Regions from separate parts of the Homo sapiens genome. Here region 1 is linked to region 2. A link is a contact called in ENCODE Hi-C or POLR2A ChIA-PET data. All regions are on one chromosome and are shown on one strand. The core of a region is the stretch at or near the end of the contact, and the rest is flanking DNA. Distances in the headings are between cores, read along the strand shown. Region 1 holds the start of PHC2-AS1 (PHC2 antisense RNA 1). Region 2 holds the start of AK2 (adenylate kinase 2).

Region 1 (6,941 bases), core at 1,798-4,297, 310 kb after region 2:
GAGAATGCAGAAACAATGGCTGATGAGATGATGAGACCCACAGCCAGGAGAATGATGACTGTGACAGAAGGAAAAGGGGCTGGAGGTCCTTCTTTACTTAGAGGGAAGAGTAAATAATATATATGGAGTGAGCTTGACAAAGGTAAATTAAAAATTAACCCAGGACCTGGGAGAGAGTGGAAAGGGCCAGGAGGTGGGGACATGATGAAACACCAACATTCATTAAGCACCTTTGTGCCACATGTCAGTAAAGAACAGTTTGGGGGAAAAAAGAAGGGGGTGAAAACAGGAGAGAAAACATAGTTGGACAACTGAGAAACCGACTCAAGTACAACAGAAAGGACTAAGAAACTACCCCCTTTCTCAAGATTCAGGCTGGAGGAAAAAGATGTCTATTCTTCCCTGTGTGCATGGACGAGCCTGGAAACAGATCTTGGGTGGGCTGAGAAGCAGAGCTCATGTGATGAAGAGTGCCTGGAAAGGGCAGGTGCCAAAAGAGCACCACTCCCCATCTGCCCGACCTTCTGCGAAACAAGCCCGCCCTTGTGAGTGAGCCAAGCCAGAGGCCCCAGTTCCCGCCTTGCAGGGGCTGGAACTTAGGTACAGAGAAATCACCAGTGGAAAACACAGTTTATCAGCTGGTTAGAAAGGGTGAATACTCCCAAATGTAGATCCAGATGTTGGGAGCTATTTGTTAAAATCACTTTTATATTCCCCAGTGCCTAGGGCAGTACTTTACCTAAAATGGGAGCCAAATAAAAGTATGTTAAATCTAACTGAATGAAACCAGAACTGCTTTGCTGTGCTGGTTATCTTAAGGTTCAAGACAGCCTCTTGCCCGATAACCAACACAGTCAGGTACTTTATTTCTGTTCTAAAGTCAAAACGATGGGAAGCCCTACATCCCTTGTGACCTAAACCTAAATCCTAATCAATAGGGTCTGCCACAGGTCTGTTGCCCTGTACCAGAATAAAAGATGGGCGGGTGGGGGAGGTGGGAAGAAATACAAGAGCAAGAAGGAATTTCCTTGCCTCATTAGCCTGTAATGTTCATGCTGACCTAGAAATCCTGGCAGTTCCAACATTTGGGTTGACTCAGGCGGGGAAGAAAAATCCCAGGTGAATGATAATTGGATTACCCAGTTATGCTCCAGAGCCAAATGGCTGGAAAAGGCCAGGTCAGTAGGCTGTGGTACAAAGTGACATTATTTTTTAAACCAAAAATGGAGATACTCAGGCTGATGGACAATGGGATGGAATAGTTTAAATTGGGGCTGTCCTAGAAAAATCAGGGACATATGATGGATTTAGGTAGGTAGCTTATTTTGCAAGGGATCCTCTGGGCCCAATATGCTAATGGAGAGGGGATTAAAGATCAAACACGGGAGATATCCGAGGGGAAGGCTGTCATTGATTTGTAAGGGAAGAAAAAGATGAAAAGAGTGTGTTCCGTACACAGCACATGAAGGTACATATCGTAGGTATGGAGTAGGAAGGAAAGGAAAGTTGTTCAGAACCGAAAGTATGTGGGTGAGATCAGTTCAGGTTATGGAAGACGGGTGGGTGGGCAGTAGCAGGGCACTGACTGGTATCCGACACGGGGCCCAGGGCTTAGTTCAGATGGTAGCGTCGCCACTGGTTTGCAACCTGACCTTGGGCCAATTATTTCCCTGTCTGTGGACTTCAGTTTAAATACAGAATCTCACAAATCCCGATTTTAATGTAAAGAAGCAACAAATATAGTCTACCTTCATTTGGCATAGGAAGGAGAGAAAACGCTCTTCTAAAAATGGAAGAAAAGACACAGAACAGCTTGTCCCTTTCCATCCAATTAAAAACCTCGTGAGACTGAACTAGATTAAAAACAAAACTCTCCAGCGAAGCCGCAGGCGCCTCCAAGATAGGGAGTCCACCACCAATAAAGTACGGCAGATGCCAGCAGTCTCGTCCCCGAACGCACCGTCCGTCCCAGGGAAGTCGCAGCGGCGGGGAGGCCGGTCCTAGGTTGGGGCTGGGGTGGGGTGTGCGGGGCCTGGGGACGCGGAAGCTGCGGCGCGCCGAGGTGACACGGCTTCCAGGGGCGACGGGCGCGCAGGGTCCCCAGGCGAGCGAGGCTGGGGAGCAGGGCACCTCCCAGGCGCCGCGCGGACGAGAGCCGCGACTGGCACGGCCTGGCAGCCGCGTAGGCCCGGGCCGTTAGGGGCACCGAGGGCGGTGCCCGACTTCCAGTGCGGCGAGCGCGGCCCCCGGCCTCCCTACTGGCGAGAACCCCTCCCCCGCCCCGGCACTGACCTGTCCAGGGCCCGGCTGGGCCTGGCCGGGCGGGGCCTACGCAGCCCCTCGGCCGGGCGCCGACTCGCGCGGGGTCCCGGGCCCGGGCGGGCCGCCTCCTCTCCGCCGGGAGCCTCCGAGCCGGGGCCCGGGGCTGCCGCGGCGCATCCGACCGCACCGGCCTGGCCGGCGTCAACAAAGGGCGGCCGGGGCGCGAGGCCGGGACGGGGGCGCGAGGCCGGGGCGGGAGCGCGGGCGGCGGCCGGGGTTGCGCGCGCGCGCGCGGCGGGCGCTCGAGGGCTGCAGCCGCCGCGGAGACAATGCGGCGAGTCTGGGACGGCTCCCGCGGCCGCCTCCGCCGGGGGCGGGGCGAGGGAGCGGGGCGGGGAGGGGCGGGGCCGCGGGAGGGGCGGGGCGGACACGGGCCGCGCGCTTCCTTTGTGCGGCGAGCCCCGCCTCGCGCCCTCCGGAAGGCGGGTTAGGGACGCCCGGGGCTCAGCTTAGGGAGGCGGGCGCCACGCCACGAGGAGGCTGCCCTGATAGCCGGTGCAAGTGCTCCTTGGCGGGGCGGCCCGCGACTCCCGCCTTGGACCGTTCACTCCCTGAGGGGCCTGGGGGTCAGTCAGAAGACTAACGACCACCAGTCACCGAGAGCTCAGTTCGTGCCAAACCCTGCTCGCGCTGTCCCCGACTTATTGTTCACAACGACCCTACAAGTCATTCTCCTTCCCACTGGGAACCGAGGATCAGAGGGAAGTCATGGCCCGAGTGCCCCGGTCACACCTCCGTGAGCGGCCTCGGGCTCGCGGTTGAGGCTGATTGAGGAAGTGGGTTCAGGCGGCCCGCCGTGCCTGGCACACGGTCAGAGTCCCGTAAGTGTTGGTTATCTTCCCCAAGCGCACCGGGTGAACCTGCGCTGTCGTGGCGAAGCATACTCATTCAGCACGCGCGCGAGGGGCTGCGGGGGTACAGAGACGTGCAGCGTGACACAGTCCCCACCCTCAGGAGCGCGAGGCGCAGGAAGGTGCTGGACACACGCCAGGCACTTCTCTCCATTCTTGACTTCCCTCTGTTCCCAACATGGTCCCATTTTCTTGCCTTCCTTAGTATTCATATTCGTTGCCTGCCTTTCTTCTCCCCCCACCCCTTTCCACTCTCAGGCCTCATCCCATCTTCTTTGTTTACATTTATTTTACATTCCCCGAATATTTACTTAGCTCCCTTTCTCCTCTATTTTTCAAATTTTCAACCCCCCTTTTCATTAATATTCATATTTCCTTCTCCTCTGCCTCTGCATTTCTTACACTTATATTTTGTTTTATAAACTAGGGTAACACAGGATTGTATCCTCAACTCCTGTTCCCTAACATGCCCACACTTTCCTGCCTCCCTCTCTTAAGTTCCACCAGTTCTTCCTGGAATGCTCTTTCCTCAACTTTGCATGTCCAGGTCCTACCTATCCTTCAAGGTCCAGACTCAAGAACAGCAGTTGGCAAACTTTTTCTGCCAGGGACCAGAGAGTAAATATTTTAGACTTTGTAGGTCACACGGTCTGTGGCAACAACTCATCTCTGCTGTTGCCGCAGGAAAGCAACCACAGACAATATGTACGTGAAGGAGTGTGGTTGTGTTCCAATAGAACTTTATTTATGGGCACTAGAATTGGAATTTCAGATAATTTTCATGTATCATGAAATAGAATTCTTTTGATTTTTTCAAAAAAAAATTTAAAATGTAGAAATCATTATTAGCTTGCGAGCTGTACGAACACTGGCAATGTGATGGTTTTGGCCATTGGGCTGTAGTTTGTCAACCTCTGCTCTAGAACAATGCCTCGTCCTCCCTGAAATCTATCCTGAACATCTCTAGTTGGCAGTAACTTTTCCTGTTTTGTAGCTTTTAAATGACTTACCTCAAATCCATCTATGGCATTTATCGCATTTTACTTTCTATTGTAATTTTTTTCCTGTGCATTTTTCATCGTTTCAAGTAGACCTTCAGCTCTTGAGGTGGGGTACAGACCGTGTTTCTCAGTGTGCTACCTCCCTTCCCACAGTGCTTTGCACAGAGCAGGCATTCACACATACACAGAATGGGCCGGGCGCAGTGGCTCACACCTGTAATCCCAGCACTTGGGAGGCCGAGGCGGGCAGATCACCTGAGGTCAGGAGTTTGAGACCAGCCTGGCTAACATGGCGAAACCCTGTCTCTACTAAAAGTACAAAAATTAGCTGGGCATGGTGGTGTGCACCTGTAATCCCAGCTACTCGGGAGGCTGAGGCAGGAGAGTCACTTGAACCCGGGAGGTGTAGATTGCAGTGAGCTGAGATCACACCACTGCACTCCAGCCTGGGCGACAGAGTAAGAATGCATCTCAAAAAAAAAAAAAAAAAAAAAGACATACACAGAATGGATATTTAAGTCTTGGGTGGTTGACAGTTGTTTCCACTGTGTAAAGCTTACTTCTCTCATGAGATAGGACCTCAAGAGGAGGATGCTTGTTTGTATATCACCATGATTAGATTTCAGAAAGAAAATTTTGAGAGCTTTATGGAGGAGAAAGGCAAATGTCAGTTCATTTAGGGGTTTCTGGATTACAAACACTTGAGCAAAAAATGTTGATTACCACTGTTGCGGAGACAGGGCATGAGTACTCAGTGGGGTCCCATATGGTACTTCTATTAGCAAATTGGTAAAAGGCAAATAAAACATGCTATATAATTTACAGGTGGCAAAGTTAAGCAGAGGTGTTAGTATAATGAATAGCAGAATTCAGATAGAAAAGATTCCTGCCCCACCACTTGTTTTTTTCTATGCCTCAGTGGTCTTACCTTTAAAATGAGGATGATAAAAGTTGCTACCTCAGAGGGTTATTGTCAGGATTAAATGAGGAAATATGTGTAGTCTAGCAGAGAGGGCTCAGTAAATATTAACTATTAATCATTACTGTTTTCTTGCTAGGCTGGAACTATGGGCTGAATTTACAAGGTAACACTTAACAGATGTAAGCAATTATATTTTGGTTCAAACTATAAATTATACAAGTTTGAGACTAGGGAGAGCTGGCATGACAGCAGTTCCAGGTAAGACGAAACCTCAGAAACAAAAATGAAACCCAGCTCTCTGGAATTCAGGTGACAGTGCTCTGTGAACAACAGTGTCATTCCTATAGGGTGGGAGAGTTCACGGGGGCCATTCGTGCACCATCCTGATGAAGGAAGGTGAGCGAGTGACTACCGTAGGAGTCAGAGTCATGGCGCTGCCCTTTCAGAGCCGCGGGACCTGGAGCCCCTCAGCCTTTGTTTCTGCCTCTGAATAATGGGGCGATTCTACTTATGTCCTAGGGCTGTCGTGAGTGAGTAAAGGACTTGGAACAGTACTCAGCATATACTAAGTGTTCAACAAATTTTGGTTCCTCCCTACCGTAAAACATGGATCTAGGGAACAGCCCTGCCCCTGAAACAGGCCTCTAAAGACTAGTAGCTGTTTATATTTGGAATTAATGTGCTCAATTTTGGGGACCAAACGTTAGGAAAATTAATGAAAAGGTAGAATGTAGATAGACAAGCCTGACCAGAATGGTGAGAATGGAGGTCTTGATCTGTCATAGGTAAAAAATGAAAAAAAGTCTCAGATGTTTAGCCTGGAGATTTTCTCTTTTTTAATGGGGGGAGAGGCAAGAGACAGTCCGACAACTGTCTACAAACACTGTATAAGATGGACTCTTATAATTCACAAGACAGAATCATGACCAATGCTGGCAAATTCCAAGAGAGCAGGTTTTGACTTCATTTGAAAAGCAACTTTCTGATAATTAGAGCAAATCTACAGTGGAATGGACTGCTGTTCAAAACCCCTTCTCATCTGCAAGTGTGCAAAGAGAGAAGAGATGACCTCCTTCCCATCCTTTAATTTTCCTGCTGTCCTTTCTCCATATTCTCTTCCTTGATCCTGCTTCTGTTCCCTATAGAACCTTCGTACTCTTTTTGCCCTGCCTTGTGCTAAGGTATTTTTTTCTTATTTCTCCATCAATTTCTAAACTCTTTTTCTCTTTCCTGTTCCCCGCCCCTACCCCCTCAGCAAACACAGCACAATGACTGGAACTGCCTCCCTGAGTTGCAGGTGGTCCATGGCTCAGAATGTCACTGAGATCTGGGCCAACAGTGCTGTGCAAACTGGCAGAGAGGGGAAGGGAAGCAAATAGATCTTTGCAGAAGGCGGAGGTACTGCTGTGCCTCTCCCATCCGGGTGAAGGGACCCAGCAGAGTCTCCTGAACCCCAGGCAGGGAGAAGTCCACTTGTAACTGAGCCCGCACAGATGGACAGATGGGGATCCCAGAGCTGAGCAGTTTTCCTCAGAGATGCTTCCTGTGAGCTGAACTCATCTGAGTCCCCTTCTGCCTCCCCCTGGCATTTCCCTTATTTTTGAGATGTGGTAGCCGTTTTGCCATATTTCCAATATCAAGAACCCCCTTTCATACCAAAGGAAGCAGAGAACTGTGACAACTGGCCACCTGCCTCCACTCTCCACTTGGCATATGTCTATGTGGATGCATCTGACACCAGTGACATGCAGGTAGGCCCCAGTGTCTGGCTCTAGAACTTTCACCTCTTCTGTCTCCACCCTCTTGCTCTAATATCTTCCGTGTCTCAATTACTTTATCCCTGGT
Region 2 (7,271 bases), core at 2,880-5,379:
TAAGTATAAACCACCAATTTACAGGAAATAGAGAGGGCAGAGGAAGATGTTAAGTACACCAGGGGAATACAACTGAAAATTCCCAGAGAGTGGTATAATACTCCCAGGAAAAATAATCCAATTTCTGGGGCTGGACATGATGGCTCACGGCTATAATCCCAACACTTTGGGAGGCCAAGGTGGGCGGATCATGAGGTCAGGAGATCGAGACCATCCTGGCTAACACAGTGAAACCCCGTCTCTACTAAAGATACAAAAAATTAGCCGGGTGTGGTGGCAGGCACCTGTAGTCCCAGCTACTCGGGAGACTGAGGCAGAATGGCGTGAATCCGGGAAGCAGAGCTTGCAGTGAGCCAAGATCACACCACTGCACTCCAGCCTGGGCAACAGAGCGAGACTCTGTCTCAAAAAAAAAAAAAAGAAAAGAAAAATAATCCAATTTCTTCGGCAAAACCCCAGGAAAAAAAGAGAAGGGGAACTTATAAATTAAAAGAAAGGATGGGCACAGTGGCACATGCCTGTAGTCCCAGCTACTTGGGTGGCTGAGGGAGGAGCCCGGTAGTTCAAGACCAGCCTGAGCAACATGGCAGGACCCCCATCTTTAAAACACTAGAAAAGTTAGCCAGGCATGGTGGCATGCACCTGTAATCCCAGCTATTCAGGAAGCTGAGGTGGGAGGACTGAGGCTGCCGTGAGCTATGATTGGGCTACTACACTCCAGCTTGGGCAACTGAGCAAGACTTTGTCTGTAAAAAAATAAATAAATAAAAGAAACTTAAAATTATCACATTGGTAACACAAAAGAAAATTTGAATAAAAATTGTTGATTTTTTAAAGGATATTATGCTTATGTTTTTAAAAATTATCTTTTAGCAATACATACTAATATTATTTACAAATGAAATGTTATGATGCCTGGGAGGTGCTTTATAATAATTTGTGAAGGGAGAATGGCTAGAGGAGCGAAGGCCACCAGTTAATGGTTGGGGCTGGGTAAGGGCTCATTATGCCATCCTGTCTTCTTTTGTGTATTCAAAATTCTTCATAATAAAAAGTTAAGGTGTATGAGATGTCTCTGCAGGCTAAATGTTATTGTAGGCTACCATTTGTAAAGTCTGATTTAAGATCTTTTTTTTTTGAGACAAAGTCTCACTCTGTTGCCCAGGCTGGGGCGCAATGGTGAGATCCCAGCTCACTACAAACTCTGCCTCCAAGGCTCAAGTGATCCTCCCACCTCAGCCTCCTGAATAGCTGGGACTACAGGCACACACCACCATGCCTGGCTAATTTTTGCATTTTTTTGTAGAGATGGGGTTTCGCCATGTTGCCCAGGCTTGAACTTTTTTTTAAACTCCACAAAAATACATACAATCACCAGTATTCCTATTGTTACAACTCTGGAAAGTGTACAGAGGTTAAATGACTTGTGTAAATCTTATCCTTTCAACTCCCAGCTCTAATCACATCTCCTCTATTTCTACAAAGCCTTCTCTGACCAACTCTCATCTTCATGCACCCTTATCAATCAACTCATTAGTATAATGTTCTTCTAAACTTCCTGAATAAATCATGTCTTACACTGAAACATCCAAGTTGAAGGAGGGGAAGGGAGATGTGTTACTAAGATAAAAGGGAGTCAAAATTTATTGAGTACCTACTATATAGCAGGCTGTCATCTAGGTTGTGGGTGCTTGATACACACACACACACACACACACACACACACACACACACATATATCATAATTTTCCAGTATCATTGTGAATGTTTAGTTGATGAGGGCAAGAACTTTATCAGTCTTGCCCAATGCTTTATATCCCCAATGTTAGGTGCTCATGAAATGCTGAATGAGCAAGGTAGGTATTATCCCCATTTTTCAGGTAAGAACACTGAGGCTCGGAAGTTACATAGCTAGCTAAATTATAAAACCCTTGTCCCAGTACTATACTAGTATAGGTTGTCCATTCCATAATTACTGAAATTATTAACTTCAATATGAGTTAAGAAAAAAATCTCAGGGCATAGTGGCTTGTGCCTATAATCCCTGCACTTTGGGAGGTCAAGGCAGGATGATCGCCTGTGTCCAGGAGTTCAATACCAGCCTGGGCAACATAGCAAGACCCTGTCTCTACAAAAAATTGTTTAAAAATTAGCTGGGCATGGTAGCATGTGCCTGTACTCCCAGCTACCTGGGAGGGTGAGGTGGGAGGATTGCTTGAGCTCACACCACTGCGCTCCAACCTGGGCAACAGAGTGAGACCCTGTCTCAAAAAAAAGAAAAAGAAAAAGAAAAACAATGAAGCATTTGAGCTACTGTTTATACTTGATCACTCACAGCAAAAGTCTGCAGAGTCTAAGATTAAACTTCCCTAAGCTGCAGATTACCCAATAAATGAGTGTGGCAGCAACAGGAAAGAGATGTCAACAACGCTGAGGATAAAGGATAAAGGGATCAGGTACAGGTAAGCTCCAAAGAAGAATCATCTCAGTCTGTGGAGAGAAAAGAAAGCTGTATTTTCTGACTTAGTGCCCAGGTCACAGGAATGAATGGAGTGTTCCAGAACTTCTTTCTTTATCACCCACATTAATCTGTGACATTCATCCACTTCCACTAACCCCATCAAGGGCCAAGTAATGTGCTAGGTGCCACAAGGGGTACCAAGAATGAGTAAGATGGTCTGTTTGCCAAGATTTTTAAAACTTGGCAAGTGCTAGGAAGAGAAAAGCGGGCACAGGGCAGTCCTCAGATTCCCTTTCATTTGGGAGCTCAGACTTCCCTCTTTGAAGCCTAACAACAGGCAAGAGCCAGAGGCTTAGGGCCCCAGGTGCAATGCCAGACCCCAAGCAAGAAGGGGACATCAATAATCCAACCTGCGGGCTTCCAAATCCGAAATGAGATCATCGATCCCAACCCTAATCTATGGCCCCATTATGTCCCAGATCTAGAAGGGGCCCAGATCCCAAGTGAGGCCCCTGTTGCCTGCTAGGGCAGATGGTAACTTCAGACTCTAACTCCATGGTTCCTGAGGTCTCAGGCTCATGAAACTCATTTCACTAATTTGGGAAAGCCACCTGACCTTTCTGGGCCTGTTTTTTAACCTGTTGATTGATAAAGTTAAAATTTCAAGTTCCCTATAAACAACAACAAAATAAAAAAAGGAAAAAATAAATAAAAACCAAAGGGAAGGAAGATACAAACAAACAAAAATAATAAAAACAAAATAAAAAAAAATTCAAGTTCCTTTTCATCTAAAATCATTTGCGTCATCCCAAGCTGCTTAGCCTTCAGTAGCCTCAGGTCCTAACTCCAAGCCAGGTCCCATGAGCACTCCCAACCCTTATTGTGGACACTACTCAAAGGTTGCGACTCATGGGTCTCCAGGCTATAAACCAGTTCTACACATTCACCCCCAACTTTCAAACAGGGAGAGCCTTAGGTTTCCTCCCATCTCAATTCAACTGGCTCACACAGCACATGTCACCTCTCACTCTGCCCCACGTGTTGGAGATGCTTCTCCTCCCCTCCCCCTAAGTCATAAATCATTATCAAAATCTCCCGACCTCCAGTGCCTGGAATGTAACCCTGATTCTGGACAATTCACCTCCAACTCGCAGGTAACCTGGGCCATAAAGCTAATTGCCTCCATTCAGCCTGTAATCTAGATGCCTCGGCCCAGGGCTCACTCTACCCCTCAAACCTTTCCAGTCTCTAGACCCTTAGTGGAATTAATCAGCCCTCACATTCCCTAACCCAACACTTCAACACTGAATCCCTCGGGCACTCCAATCCTAACTCAGACTGCCCCGACCTCCAATTTGGACCCTCTCCGAAATGCCCCACCAGAACCGAGACCCCGGCCAGCGTTCCCCGCAGGCCTTAGTCCCCGGCCCGCTCCGGGCAGGTCCAGGGCTTCTAGATCTCCGGCCGCCTTGACCTTGGAGTTCAGCAGGCTCCGCCGCCAAGCCCAGTCCTGCCGCTCACCTGGGTCCCTTTACCGGCCCCGGGAGGCCCCAGCAGCACGGCCCGGATGCCTTTAGGATACTCGGGTTCTGCCGCTGGCACGCTGGGAGCCATGTCCGCCGAAGTCTCTCACTGCCACCAGTTCGCACGCCTCACAGGTCCAGTGCTTCCCAGGTCAACGCACGCACGCCACGCACGTCCCACTCGCCGCTCACACTGGCCCATAGCCGCGTCCGTCAGCCCGTTCCGCCCGCCCCTGAGCACGACGGACTCTTCACCTTACCAACTGCACGGCGATACTGAGGAACTTTGCTTTTGATTGGACAGAATTGGTGCGGGATAAGGAAGGGGCGGGCCAGCATGTACTAAGGGTGGCGGGTGTGCGGAGTGGGCGGGAAAACGCGAAGGAGGACAGGAGGTCAGGCCGGAAGGTATACTTCGGCATTTGACAGTTGACGACACCAGCAACAACATTGAAATCCTATTAAATTGCGCGTGGGAGTTTAAATGGGTAAAATCACTCTTAGAAGACAAATTAGTAATATGTTTCAAATACCCTTTGGTCCAGCAATTCCACTTCCACGAATTCAATGGATAAAATCAAGGATATGAGTAAAGATTCGTGTAACAAAGTTGTTAATTGCAACACTTAGCCCAAAAGCCCGAGAAAAACCATAAAATAAAGGCAATACTCCAAATGTCCAACAATAAGAGATTGGTTAAATAAATTGCAACCAATTTGTATCCTGGAATACCCCTGTTGTATAAGATAATTTAATCATGCGGGAAAATGTTAGCAAAGCGAGATACAAAATTGCAGTTACAACAAAATCCGAATTTTGGCCGGACGCGGTGGCTCACGCCTGTAATCCCCACACTTTGGGAGACCATGGCGAGCGGATTACCTGAGGTCAGAAGTTCGAGACCAGCCTGACCAACATGATGAAACCCCATCTCTACTGAAAATACAAAATTAGCTGGGAGTGGTGGCATATGCCTGTAATCCCAGCTACTTGGGAGGCTGAGGCAGGAGAACTGCTTGAACCCAGGAGGCGGAGGTTACAGTGAGCCAAGATTGAGCCATTACACTCCAGCCTGGGCAACAAGAGTGAAACTCCGTCCCACTCCCCCCCCAAAAAATCCCGATTTTGTTTATTACAAGTGTAGACCGCTGTGTAGTGTGATTAGAGGAGCACCTCTCCTTTGTATATTTTAATAGATTTTTTAAAGTTCTATGGTAAATTCTTAATAAGTTTAAAAACTTAAGTTTAAAACAAGTTTTACCTTTATATTAAGAAAAACGTTAACCTTTTAAAGTCAGGAAAAGATAGTTTTTCTCAAAAGAGATGACCCTCTTGGATAGGGAAATAATTTCTACAGCTTTTTGGTGTGTGAAAGTTTCATCCAGCTCCAAGGGCCTCTTTGGACCTTTAGTTAAGAGTGTGTAATGAAACGATTATGTTTCCCCACAGGCTCCTAACAACTCATTTTCTACATCTTGATGATGAATTTGCTATCCCTTCAGCTGTGGTCTCTTCTTTTTTTTTTTTTTTTTGAGACGTGGTCTCGCTCTGTTGCCCAGGCTGGAGTGCAGTGGCGCGATCTCGGCTCACTGCAAGCTCCACCTCCTGGGTTCACGCCATTCTCCTGCCTCAGCCTCCTGCGTAGCTGGGACTATAGGTGCCCACCACCACGCCTGGCTAATTTTTTTTATACTTTTAGTAGACACGGGATTTCACCGTGTTAGTCAGGATGGTCTTGATCTCCTGACCTCGTGATCCGCGCGCCTGGGCCTCCCAAAGTGCTGGGATTACAGGCGTGAGCCACTGTGCCCAGCCCAGCTGTGGTCTCTTCCTTACCACACAGAAGTCAACATTCATTTCTCATCGCCACGCTGGACTTTTACAGTGTACCTGCTTAATCTTGTTGGATACTCCCAATGACATTGAAGGAAGAAAGGATTGTTATGTCTATTATTCAGAATGGAAGCTGAGGCCTGAAGATACGTAGTGACCAAAGTCACACAGTAGCAGACTCACAATTAAGACTGAGGATGAGCCAGGTCCAGTGACTCACGCCTGTAATCCCAGCACTTTGAGAGCCTGAGGGGGGGGCAGATCACCTGAGGTCAGGAGTTCGAGACCAGCCTGGCCAACATGGCGAAACCCCGTCTCTACTAAAATTACAAAAAAATTAGCCCAGTGTGGTGGCGCATGCCTGTAATCCCAGCTATTAGGGAGGCTGAGGCAGGAGTATCGCTTGAACCCGGGAGGTGGAGGTTGCAGTGAGCTGAGATGGCACCACTACACTCCAGGCTGGGTGACAGAGCAAGACTCTGAAAACAAAAACAAAAACAACTGAGGATGACAAGCAGGTGCCCTAGAGATTACAGGGCTTATGGGCAGAGGGATGGGAAAACAAGCTGCAGGAAGCCTCTCTGTGGCCAAAATTCACTTCAGTCCAATAAGACCAGAGTTTATTGAAATTTTCTATGCACAGGGACCAGGCAAGGGGAGTAGGAGCAGCCTTCCCTTTCTACCATCAATCCCTATAGTGATTGTGACAAGACTTAGGGCTCCCAGGAGGGAAAGTAAGGAAGACTATCCATAAAGACACAAAGTGTAAGATTTATTCAATACACTTTGAAGTGTAATGAATCACAAGTTAAGTCTTTTTTTTTTCTTTTTTGAGAAGGAGCCGCACTCTGTCACCCAGGCTGGAGTGCAGTGGTGCAATCTCTGCTCACTGCAACCTCCGCCTCCTGGGTTCAAGAGATTCTCCTGCCTCAGCCTCGTGAATAGCTGGGATTACAGGCGCCCCTACCACCCCCGGCTAACTTTTGTATTTTCAGTAGAGATGGGGTTTCACCATGTTGGCCAGGCTGGTCTCAAATTCCTGACCTCCGGTGATCCGCCTGTCTCGGGCCTCCCAAAGTGCTGGGATTACAGGAGTGAGCCACCGTGTCCGGCCAGTTCCTTTTAAAATTTATTTTCTCTTCTCCTTTCTTCCTGCTCCCACTTCTGATTTAATCTTTGAATTTCTTTGAATTTCTAAAGAAGAAATTTTACCAACTTCTTCACCAGACACTCCCTTCAAGGCAAGTTCATCTAATTCTTGGAAAGTTAACAGAGCAAAGCATGCCCGCTAGGGAACTTTCACCTTGGAACTTCTACCCTCTGGGGGATTGCTTCGAACTCACACCTACCAAGAGGGAATGTTGAAAGCGTGTCCACTTGGCCACTTTTATAACTTACTTCTGCCCAGGAAGGCACTAAGTCAACTGCCCAGCAGTTAAGCCACCAGAGCTAAC

What was found. A loop is a pair of places that touch in the nucleus more often than their neighbours do. ChIA-PET counts read pairs that join two places held with the same protein, here RNA polymerase II (POLR2A). Pooled maps may share reads with other maps.
Region 1: a loop to region 2 is called in a map of gastrocnemius medialis, with 5 times the contacts of the local background. The contact joins the promoter of PHC2-AS1 here to the promoter of AK2 in region 2. A Hi-C loop is called at or near these places in 1 of 168 maps with a recorded cell type or tissue (gastrocnemius medialis), 1 of 37 single-sample maps with no recorded cell type and 10 of 50 pooled maps. POLR2A ChIA-PET finds 5 or more read pairs at or near these places in 1 of 52 experiments (AG04450).

What each region holds. Positions count from the first base shown.
Region 1 is chr1:33,347,305-33,354,245 of GRCh38, forward strand. It overlaps PHC2-AS1 (PHC2 antisense RNA 1), which reads left to right and starts at 3,048. Exons shown (of 3, transcript NR_125978.1): 1 at 3,048-3,143. The region is part of intron 9 of PHC2 (polyhomeotic homolog 2); the gene reads right to left. RefSeq lists an enhancer at 1,852-2,781 and a silencer at 2,237-2,756.
Region 2 is chr1:33,032,754-33,040,024 of GRCh38, forward strand. It overlaps AK2 (adenylate kinase 2), which reads right to left and starts at 4,130. Exons shown (of 6, transcript NM_001625.4): 1 at 3,983-4,130. The coding sequence starts at 4,075. RefSeq lists an enhancer at 3,949-4,108.